Regions from separate parts of the Mus musculus genome. Here region 1 is linked to region 2. A link is a loop called in an ENCODE intact Hi-C map of the cell type or tissue named here. Cell type or tissue: heart. All regions are shown on one strand. Links, peaks and the distances in the headings refer to the core of each region. The heading gives the core; the rest is flanking DNA.

The links. A loop is a pair of places that touch in the nucleus more often than their neighbours do. Peaks named below come from ENCODE experiments on the same cell type or tissue, not always from the same donor. Only the 100,000 strongest peaks of a DNase experiment are listed, where the experiment ranks them.
Region 1: a loop joins it to region 2, with 8 times the contacts of the local background. A loop is called at or near these places in 7 of 42 quality-filtered maps.

What each region holds. Positions count from the first base shown.
Region 1 is chr7:102,189,640-102,195,015 of GRCm38, forward strand. It overlaps Nup98 (nucleoporin 98), which reads right to left. Exons shown (of 33, transcript NM_001287164.1): 3 at 5,310-5,376; 4 at 5,022-5,198; 5 at 2,264-2,403. Among named protein-coding and RNA genes, the nearest start is that of Nup98, 18 kb to the right of the region's middle. In heart, for the core only: a CTCF peak has its summit at 2,895 (motif pointing right); no DNase peak of the experiment used is centred there.
Region 2 is chr7:102,248,262-102,253,637 of GRCm38, forward strand. It overlaps Rhog (ras homolog family member G), which reads right to left and starts at 1,857. Exons shown (of 2, transcript NM_019566.3): 1 at 1,784-1,857. In heart, for the core only: a CTCF peak has its summit at 2,674 (motif pointing left); DNase peaks (open chromatin) are centred at 560, 1,850 and 2,510; H3K4me3 peaks cover 3,024 bases; H3K27ac peaks cover 2,950 bases.

The sequences.
Region 1 (5,376 bases), core at 192-5,191, 59 kb before region 2:
ACAGGCACCCCAGTGGAAGAACTGAAGGAGCTGAGGGGATTTATCTGGCATCAGTGGGAGGGGAGGCCCTTGGTCCTGTGAAGGCTTGATGCCCCAGTGTAGAGGAATGCTAGAGCAGTGAGGCAGGAGTGGATGGGTGGGGGAGGACTCTCATAGAAGCAGGGTAAGAGGGGATAGGGAAGGGGGTTTGCAGAGGGGAAACCAGGAAAGGGGATAGCATTTGAAATGCAAACAAATATCCATTAAAAAAAGAATAATCTTAATATACATCATAACCTATATGTTTCATGCTGGAGACAGCTCAGTGATAAAGTGCTCACCTACCATATATGAGACTTTGGCTAAATCCCCACAATGACAACAAAAAGTAGATGTATGTTTCACATTTCCTGTATACATACTAATTACGTATGTAATTTTTCTTTTTTTAACTATTCTGCTTGTCTGCAAAGGGATCAAAGGACAACTTGCAGTTCTGTCCTCTACCATATGGGTGCCAAAGACCAAACTCAGTTATTAGGCCTTTACCACTGAGCCAACTCATTAGTCCTATAAAACCATTAACTACTTTTTGTTTGTTTGTTTTTGGAGACAAGACTTCTTTCTCTGTGGTGCCCTTGCTGTCCTGGAACTTGCTCTGTAGACCAGGCAGGCCTTGGAACTCAGAGATCAGCCTGCCTCTGTCTCCTGAGACTAAAGGCGTGTACAGTCACTACACAGTGTCATTAGTACGATTTTAAAAAATTATCCCTCCCACCCCAGGATGGGGTGGGGGGGACTAGCAATGGCTCAGCAGTTAAGAGCACTCACTGGCTGCTCTTCCAGAGGTCCTGAGTTTAATTCCCAGCAACCCACATGGTAGCTAAAAATCATCTGTAGGGGAACTGGAGAGTTGGCTCAGTGATTAAGAGCACTGACTGCTCTTCCAGAGGTCCTGAGTTCAATTCCCAGCAATCACATGGTGGCTCACAACCATCTGTAATGGGATCCAATGCCCTCTTCTGGTGTGTCTGAAGGGAATGACAGTGTACTCACGTATGTAAAATAAATAAATCTAAGGGGTTGAGGATTTAGCTCAGTAGTAGTTGAGCACTTGCCTAGCAAGCACAAGGCCCTGGGTTCAGTCCTCAGCTCTGAGGAAAAAAAAGAAAAAAAAAAAAGAACACTAATTGCTTTTCCAAAGGACCCAGGTTCAATCCCCAGCACCCACATGTTGTAACTCCAGTTCCAGAGGATGAAGGCTCTTGTGGCCTTTCTGGGCACTGCATACACAAGGTACATGTATATACATGTAGTTCAAACACCCATACACATAAAATTAAAAGACAAAACAAAGAAACATCAAAACCGGTTATTTTTGAGACAAAGTCTTACTACACAACCCTGACAGGCCTAGAATTTGCTATTCATGCTGGCCTTAAATTCACAGAGCTACACCTGACTCTGCCTCTCAAGTGCTGGGATTTTAAAGTCATCTGCCATACCCAATCTAAAAGTTTTTTAATACATTTTAAAGACAAAGAGCCAAACTAGGGATTGGAGAGATGGTTCAGCAGTTAAGAGTACTAGCTGCTCTTGCAGAGAGTCCAGGTGTTGCAAGGTAATTTCATCAGAGAATAAACACAGAATAGACTGTATTGCCCACTAGTGACTGCATGGCGAACTTGCCCAAATCAAGCAGCTCCAAGCCTCACCTGTCTGTCTTTTTTGCATAAAAACTGCATCCTGGTTGACATACAATTCAGTTAGGAGAGTTACTAAGAAGTAAAAACTAAATTAGTCAAAAAGCAAGGTTAATTCATTTAAAGGATTTTCCTGGATCCTGGAATTATGGGCCAGGTCTTTGATGGATTAGTTTCCTGTTTTGGTAAGTGTTAGGACCTACATGCTAGGTTCTAACACTAACAAATATTCATACACATAAACTCAAAATAAAAAATCTTATTTTGCCGGGCATGGTGGCACACACCTTTAATCCCAGCACTCGGGAGGCAGAGGCAGGCGGATTTCTGAGTTCGAGGCCAGCCTGGTCTACAGAGTGAATTCCAGGACAGCCAGGGCTATACAGAGAAACCCTGTCTCGAAAAAACAAAACAAAACAAAAAAATTAATTTTTTAAAAGCAAAAATGTGATATGTATTACCGGAGATAGGAGCAATCTGATCATTCTACAAAGAAATACACAAATGGGGAAAAATATACATTAAATTAAATATGAAATATGGAAGAAAATTAAATATTAAATATGGAAGAAAATACATACATTAAATTTGATGGTAGTTCCTGTAGGTGCTGCTGTAAAACTACTTGGCCCAAAAAGGGAGCCAGATGTGCTACCAAAAGGATTAGAGGTGGTATTTGTAGTTCCAAAGAGTCCTCCACTGCTAGTACTGGTTCCAAAATCTGTAAATTAGAAAAACAAGAATTAAATAGCAAACAACTAAATGTTAACACACCTTGAAAGCAGGCCAGGTTAGAGTAAAGCAGCACTGCTGTCACATTGTCAAGTACTCTTCATTTCTCCCGAGGAAACAGATTTAAGCTCTATTTCATATGACATGTGCTTCCCGGTTACAACTTTCAAAGGTAACAATTCCAAAACCATTGGTTAGCTAAATAAATGTTTATGTAGTTTTTAGATATTACAGACAAAACTAAAAAGAAACATTTTACTTCACATGTATATTTCATCTCATTTCTCCTTTTCTTACTAAGAATGAAAGAGTGCTGAATGAAGCTGTTTTTCTGAAAACATCACAACAGACATCACAACAGCATTATGCTTTTATTTAGATATATTATTTCATATACCCACACATTACCAAAATATTGTATATGTAAAGTGGTCCTATTGGAGCAATCAAGCATAGATAGGTTAACAACCCCTGGAAAAACTTACCATCAGAGGGCACTGTTAGCTATTTTACAGAAACTAACTCAGAAGCAGGATTGTAATCCAAATACTTGGGAGGCTAAGTAGGAAGGGCTGCACTCAGTTCAGTACTAGCCTGGACTAACTACATAGCGAATTCCAGGCTTGTTGAGACTACAAAGACACTGTCTCAAAAATCCAAGAAGAAACTAATATAGAAATAGTATTCTCTAGCCATGCATAGTGGCCCACACCTATAATCTCAGTAGAGGCAGAGACAGATAGACCTTTGTGAGTTTGAGGCCAGCCTGCTCTATGCAATGAGTTCCAGAACAGCCAGTGCTACATAAGACTCTATCTCAACAAAGTTATAGCTAGATATGGTATCTGTACTTACAACCCAGTCCTCAAGAAGCAGAGACACAAGGATCAGAAGTTTAGGGTCATTCAGAACCACTCTATCTAAAAAACCAAAAAACCAAAAACCAAAAACCAAAACCAAAAATGCAGTGATGGTGCACGCCTTTAATCCCAGCACTCGGGAGGCAGAGGCAGGCTGATTTCTGAGTTCGAGGACAACCTGGTTTACAGTGTGAGTTCCAGGACAGCCAGGGTTACACAGAGAAATCCTGTGTTGAAGAACCAAAAAAAAGAGAAAGAAAATAAAAGTGAGAGATGGGGAGATATCATTATACAAAAGCAAGCACTAATGACTGTCAGATGTAGTGGCATACATGAATCTCAGCAATCAGGAGACAGTGGCAGGCAGATGCTGAGTTTGAGGCCTGGAAAGAAAAAAAAGAGAAGAGAAGAGAAGAGAAGAGAAGAGAAGAGAAGAGAAGAGAAGAGAAGAGAAGCAAAAAAAAAAAAAAAAAAAAACAAGGCAAGGCAAGACAAGGCAGTCAAACAGAGAAAGAAAGAAAATAAAATTCTCATTTTTTAAAATGACTTATTTTTATTTATGTGCATTGGGATTTTGTCTGCATGTATGTCTGTCCAAGGATACTGGATCCCCTGGAATTAGAGTTACAAACAGTTGTAAGCTGCCATGTGGAGACTAGGAATTGAACCTGGGTCCTCTGAAGACCCAGCCCCAACACTATGTTTTTAAAATATGAGACGTTATACATATTTTAATAGAAATGTCAGTAAACAAGGAAAATCTTGCCTGCTAATACTTAATGTTAAGTTATAAGCATTATGAGCATTTTGATTTCTTATTAGTAAATTATCACTTCCAAGGAACTCTGATCCTAAATATATAGTTTAAAGTTGGTAGGACTATCTCTTTTTGGATTTTCAACCTGATCAACAGAATGGATTTCAGAACAGCCAGGGCTACACAGAAAAACGTTGTCTCAAAAAACAAAACAAAACAAAAACAAAAGCAACTACAACAACAAAAACCCCGAACAAACAAAAAAGATTGCATTCTATGTGGCATGTTTAAATATTTCAACATCCTTCCAGAAATGGTGACATAAACCTGTCATAACAACACTAGGGAAGTAGATGCAGGAGTTTGAGGCTACCCTGGTCTACATGAGACTTTGCCTCACTCAGACACACCAAGAAAAAGTTTGTTCTTTTTTTTTTTCAAAATCCCTACAGTTTTACCTTTCAAAAATGTTGGTTGCTTAGCCACTTGTATATTACTGTGCTCTTGTCACATAAACAGTATCACCTCATAGGGCAGTTAGTGGCTGCCTTAAAGTACTATATAGAGAAATAGCCACTGGCGACATATAGATTTACAAAGTCAACAACATCTGCAATGAGCAAAAAGTAGAGGAGTAATTAAGCAGTATTTCTCATTCCTTCTGCTCTAATCTCTTCGTTGTAAATGTGAGACACAGGCCAGGAGGCCTTTCTAGGTCAGACACATCTCTCTGTCTGTTTTATTGTGTGTGTGTATTTTTTTTAAACAGTGTTTCTCTGTTTAGCCCTAGATGTCTAGGAACTGCTATATTTACTGCCCTCTTTTCTAGTCTACTAAACTCAATACACTTTCAGGTTCTTCTATTTCTTGGTTTTGACCACTTGGTGGGAAAGGAGATAAGTAAACATAGAGCAAAGAGAACACATTCAGCAAACAAATCAAATATTAAACTAGTAGAAGTACAAGCCCAAAGAATAGTGTCCTACTTACTCCCAAAGCCAGTTGGTTTATTTTGTGCAAATGCATTGTTCTGGGATGAGAAAAGACTGGTCCCGGTACTTGCAGTTCCAAATAAGCTATTTGATGTTCCTGTTGATGTGCCAAACCCAAACCCAGTGCTTGTGGAGGTTGCTGGCTGGCTAAATGAACTGGTACCAAATAATCCTCCTGAAGAGATGGAGGGGAAGAAAACAAGTTATGTAGATAAACTGTAGTCACTCAGTAAAGTTCTATGCTAGCTACATATAAACCAGATATATTCCAAACAAAATCCCTTACCTGGTTTGGTCTGTGAATTTCCAAATAAGCCTCCAGTATTGTTGCTAGAACCAAATGCAGATGTTCC
Region 2 (5,376 bases), core at 210-5,209:
GACTACGTTAGACTGTGGAGAAGCCCCTCAGAGAGCGGGAATAGAGAGCACAGCTCGGTATGAAGAGAACATCAAGGATGCTTAAAGACAGGAGGGTCAGCACAACTCCCAGTCAAGGCTCTGATACACATCAGAAAATGTAGATACCCAACCTCTGCAGTTCCCACCAAGCACCAGGGACGAAAGACAAACACCTTGCCTCACATCCCCTTCCTGATCAAAATTTAAAAACCAGTAGAGACTTAAGTTAGACTCGTAGCACTTTTCCCTCCAGAATCTTGCCTCTGCCCCCTTCCTTTTCCTAGCAGGCCAAATGGCCCAACCTACTCTCCCCACTGGTTGGAACCAGTAAGTGCTAGGAGACAGGAACCTTAAAGCTAGTTCCCCCTGACCCCCCTCCCACACAACACACCACTACACACACACTCCTAGGCTGCCTTCCTAAGAATCAGGGTAGTTTGATTTCCCATGGACTTTCTCACTAATCTTATTCTTGTGTCACCCAACCCTGCCTGCTACAGACTGCTTCCCCTTGCCTAACCACAGTGTCACCCACCGCAGGTTCCCTTCATTCTGCCGGCTTCTGCTCTGGGCCTTCTCAAGGCTGAGGGCAGTTATTTTGTCTCTAAGAGATAAAGAACACCAAAACTTGCATGTTCACGGGCGTGTGCACATGTTTAATCATCTCCATCATCGGGAGGTTGCAGCCAGCATCTCTAAGCTAAAGACGTTTGAAAAAGGCTCTCAAACTCAGCAAGTTTAAAGCAGTTTCTGACACCAAAGCTAGATTACAGACCAAGGGAAGGAGACGGACTGAGGGCGGCAGGGAAGATAGAAACAAAATGGGGAGATATGTGTGTGGTAGTCAGAGGCTGAACAACAGGCAGGGCAGGGTAAATGCGAGATCAGGGCCTGGGTACATCTATGTGGTTGGGGGAAGAGCCGGAAGGAGGCGAATGTGGTCGACACTATGGCGAATGTGGAAGACAGTATGGGGAGTTCAGGTGAGGGAGAAGACGTTAAGAGCTCTCAATCATTACCGAAAGCCAGTACTCCAGCTGCCTCTCAAAGTCATGGAAGTTGTCAGTGACTATCGGTATAGTGGCCCTTTCCTTCCTCAGTTTATCCTCAAAATAAAAAAGGCCAGATTGAGTCTGATAGACACAACAGACGTGTTCACTAAATACCCGCTGTTGTATGGGACAGGAATAAAGAGGTTGGCTCAGAAAAATACAGAGAGGGAATGGGGATTCCCCCACCGAGTCCTCAGCAGCAACAGTGTAGCAGCTATGGACTGGCTCCGACCTTCCCGGGTGAGACTTCAGAGGCCTCAGACACCGCCCCCCACCCCCAACCCCAGCCTCACAAATGTCACAACTGCAGAGCAGAGAGCGCGCCTTCTGCAGCCCAGAGGCCCTTTCCTTTCACACACTACTGAACAGCCCCACAACTTCTGAGGGCACCCCACCGCAGAGTCCCAGCCTCACAGCTCAGCGCTTTCCCACTTCCGAGCCTCTCACGGTTCGGATCTCAGTGGTCCCTCGCGGACAGCAGGAGCTCGCGCTGTCCCTCGGATCCCACCCTCAACCCGGCCACCAGCGATCGGGTCGCGGTGGCCGCTGTCCCCGCCCGGCCTGCCGCGCCCGCCCAACTTGCAGTGAACGAAAACCTCCCGCCCTCGGCCTCCCTCCTGCAAACTTCCCGGCTCCCGGGTACCCAGTCCGGGCCAGCTTGAACTCCTCTTCCCAGGACCCCTGCCCGACGGGCTCGACCCGGGCCTCACCTGGTGCCCTCCCCGCGGCGGGGGAGCTGGGGGCGGCGGCGGCGGCTCTGGGCTCAAGAAGGAAGTGAGAACTGGAGGCCGGAGGAAGTGGGGGGGTGGGGGCCGGGCCGGCAGGGCCGGGGCGGGGCGCGGGGGCGGGCCGGCCGGGGCGGGGCGGACTAGGAAGTCGGAGGCCTCCCCCACCCTCCAGCCTCGGGTTTTCTGCAAGCTTTGCCCTCCGCACAGTCCCGCACACCCTGCTTCTCTCCACTCTTCGCCCCGTGAGCCCTGAGACCCCTTGAGTCTGGCCTCTCAAGGTCAGGTCTCCCCGCTTTCACTTGGCATCTCCCCCCCACCCCCCAGCAGGGGCCCTAAGCTAGGCGCTGGGCATTTGTTCTCTTCCTAGTATCTCACTCCCCGCCCCGCAGCCTCCGCGGGAAGGCTGAGAAATGCCTTCCGCTCAGCCCGGGAATCTAGAGGTAGCCGCGGCTGGCTAGGGGTTAGCCGGAATGGGTCAGGCTGGGGCAGTCCCCACCCCTGCCCTGAGCCTTGGGAGAATGCTGGGTGGTGGTGATTCAGCAGTGGGAAGGTCCCAGACCCCTGGGGAGGGTGGGGAGACAGAGGTGGGGGGAGGGCAGCTGCCGTCAGCACCCCGGGAAAAGACGTGATCAGCAGAGATGCAGGCGGAGCCGCGCGGGCCCCCAAAACAGGATGTCGTGTCGTGGTTCCGCACCTCGCAGCTCCGCGGGGCCCTGGGGAGGGGGCGGGGCGTGGGAAGACGTGGGGCTCTTCTTGTTCCCTGATCTCGCCCTGGCGCGCGGCTGTTTGGAGCGGTAGGACCGCGCCCAGGCCTGAGGTCCGGCTTGGGCCCTGGAGACCGGCGAGTGGACGGCCTCGAGGGCGCCCTCTGGTGCTTCTAACCCAGGCCTTGGGCGCAGTTTTCCTGGAGAATCCACAGTCTTGATTCTTTTAACAACTTTCTGGGTGCTCTACCACGTGCAGAGCTCCGCAAGGTACAGTGAAAACAACACAAGATAAACACCCCGTCTTACAGAGGACCTCCAAATAAAGTGGATCAGGTCTGACAGGTAGTTTAATGTTTCCAAGTATCAGTTTTTTGTTTTGTTTTGTTTTGGTAAAATCAACAAAAAAAATTTCTCCACCCAGAGGATGTGAAGATTACAGAATAGGTATCCGTGCTGTGGTACTGTATAGAAAGTCAAGTTAGGACAATCAAACTCAGGCTGGTCAGTGACTGACTAAACGAGTGTTCTCAGATTCCAGAAGCCTGTTCTCATCGCACAGGCAGTTTGTGGACCCCTTACTTCTTCTTTGGCCCTTAGGCAAATTCCTCCCAATGGGAAGAGAATAAATTGGAGGGGCTAGGGGAAATTTGGGAGGGCAGAACTAGTGTTTGGTATTTAATGGGAAGAGGTTTGTGAGTCCCAAAAATAACAGGGTCCTTAAGTGAGGTTTGTAAATCCCCAAAATAACAGGATCAGATTCAAGTGACTTCAATGAAGCTATTAAAAATACGTTCCAAGCCAGGTGTGGTAGCACGTTTGTAATCTCAGCATTCCAGAGGTGGAGGCAGGAGGTTCAGAAGTTCGAGGCCAGCCTGGACTATATAAGACCTTACCTACCTTAATAAATAAAAAGTTCCCGAGTTCAAGGCCAGCCTGGTCTACATTCCAGGACAGCCAAGGCTACACAAAGAAACCTGGTCTAAAAAAAACAAAACAAACAAACAAACAAAAAAACAAAAAACAAGCAAACAAACAAACAAAAGCCCAAACAAAAAAAAGAAAAACCTGAAAAAAAATTGAAAATTAGGCTCAGTGATAGATAGCATGCTTGCTTATCATGTGTTTAGGCCTGTACCCCAACACCACAAGCAATAGCATGTTTGTTTGAGAATCAATTGAGGGGCATCGTGGTAGGAACAGGGTGGAAAGAACATGGGGTAAAAATAGATTGAAAGACTGGGTTGGCAACCTGGGATCACACTCTGTCTCCTGAGCTCTGAATGCCTTGGGTTTGCCTCACCTTTGTCCAGGAGGGAGAACTTTCTCAGATATCTGTCTGATGGAATATAGAACTATTCGATCTGAAGCATCCAGTGGAGGAGTTAAAAATCCTAGGACTAAGTTTCAGAAGACCCTGAACTCTGGACTCTGCCAGTCAGACTAGAACAATCTTAGGCCACGACCTTACCCATTTCTGAGTCTCAGCTTCCCCCACTGGAAAACAAGGGGTTGGAGCAGATGATACCCTTTGGCTCTGACCTTCTGTGATGCACTCTTGAGAATAATAATTAAGTAATTGAAGTTTATGCATGTAGCATATTGCTCATAGTTCCTTAATATCACTTAGGTCATCCTGTTTTGAGATCTAGTAAATTGTATCTGTGTCTAATGTCTGTCTCCTCTACCAACTGCTAAGTCCTTTGAGGTTGAATCTGATTCATCTCTGTGTCCACCCACTGGGCCTGGCACAGGCAGGTCTGAGCACACATTTGTGTTCAGTAAACATCTGTGGAATGAAATTGCTTCAATAAATCACTAATATGTGTACGGTCATCGGCATCCAGATGATTTGGAGCCACTTTGGAGTCACAGATGTGAGAAGGGTCAATAAGGCAGGATAGACAGGATAGGCAGAAAGGTGGAGCCATATGGAAAGACTTCTTAGAGGAGGAGAATCTAAACTGAAGAAAGTTCATGCCATAGTCTTTTTCTTAGTCTTTCATGAGCTTTCCTAACCAGGTGAGTTTGTGTAAGTGGTATATGTCATAAGTTTACAGACAACTGAGGTACCCACAGAACCTGGATATTTAGAAATAACAGAACATAGGGAAGTTGTTTATTTGTTTTTGTTTTTTGTTTCATGTGGTTAAGCTCCCACACCTGATGAGCTGTGGCTGACCTTAAATGCCAACCTCTGTCTCTGAAAGTTTTTTTGGGGGGTGGGGGGGTTGGGGGGGAGTGGGGATGAGGTAGACTATACACGTTAGAAAATAGAGCTGATAAAATTCAAATCATGGTGGTGATGTATAAGGGCCTTTGGCCAGTCACACTATTGCACTCATCCCTTCAATTCAGTGTGTGTGTGTAGGTGTCTTCCCCAATCACTTTCTACCTTCAGTTGGGCTAGGCTGGGTGGCTAGCCAGTGCAGGGATCCTCCTGTCTCCTACTCCCCAGGACTGGGAATGCAGTGTACACCATTGTGCTATGCATACCTGGGTGCTAGAGAGATTTGAACTCAGGTCTCTATGCTTTCACAAGCACTATACCATCTGAGTCATCTCTCCTCAGCCCCCTCAGTGCATATTCATTGTAATCTGTTTGCTGCCTGGCATAATTTTACATTCTAACAACGAAGTAGAGGGGACAGGCAAGACCCTATTCTGATATTATTAGGAAAAAAGAGACCCGAGGGCTAGAGAGGGCTGGAGGACTCAGGGATTAAGGGTACTTGCTGCCATTGCAGAGGACCCAGGTTCTCATACCCACATGGAACTCCAGTTCCAGGGGATCTGATGCTGTCTTCTGAACTCTGAAGGTACCAGGCACACACATGATGCACATACACACATCACATGCAGGCAAAAATA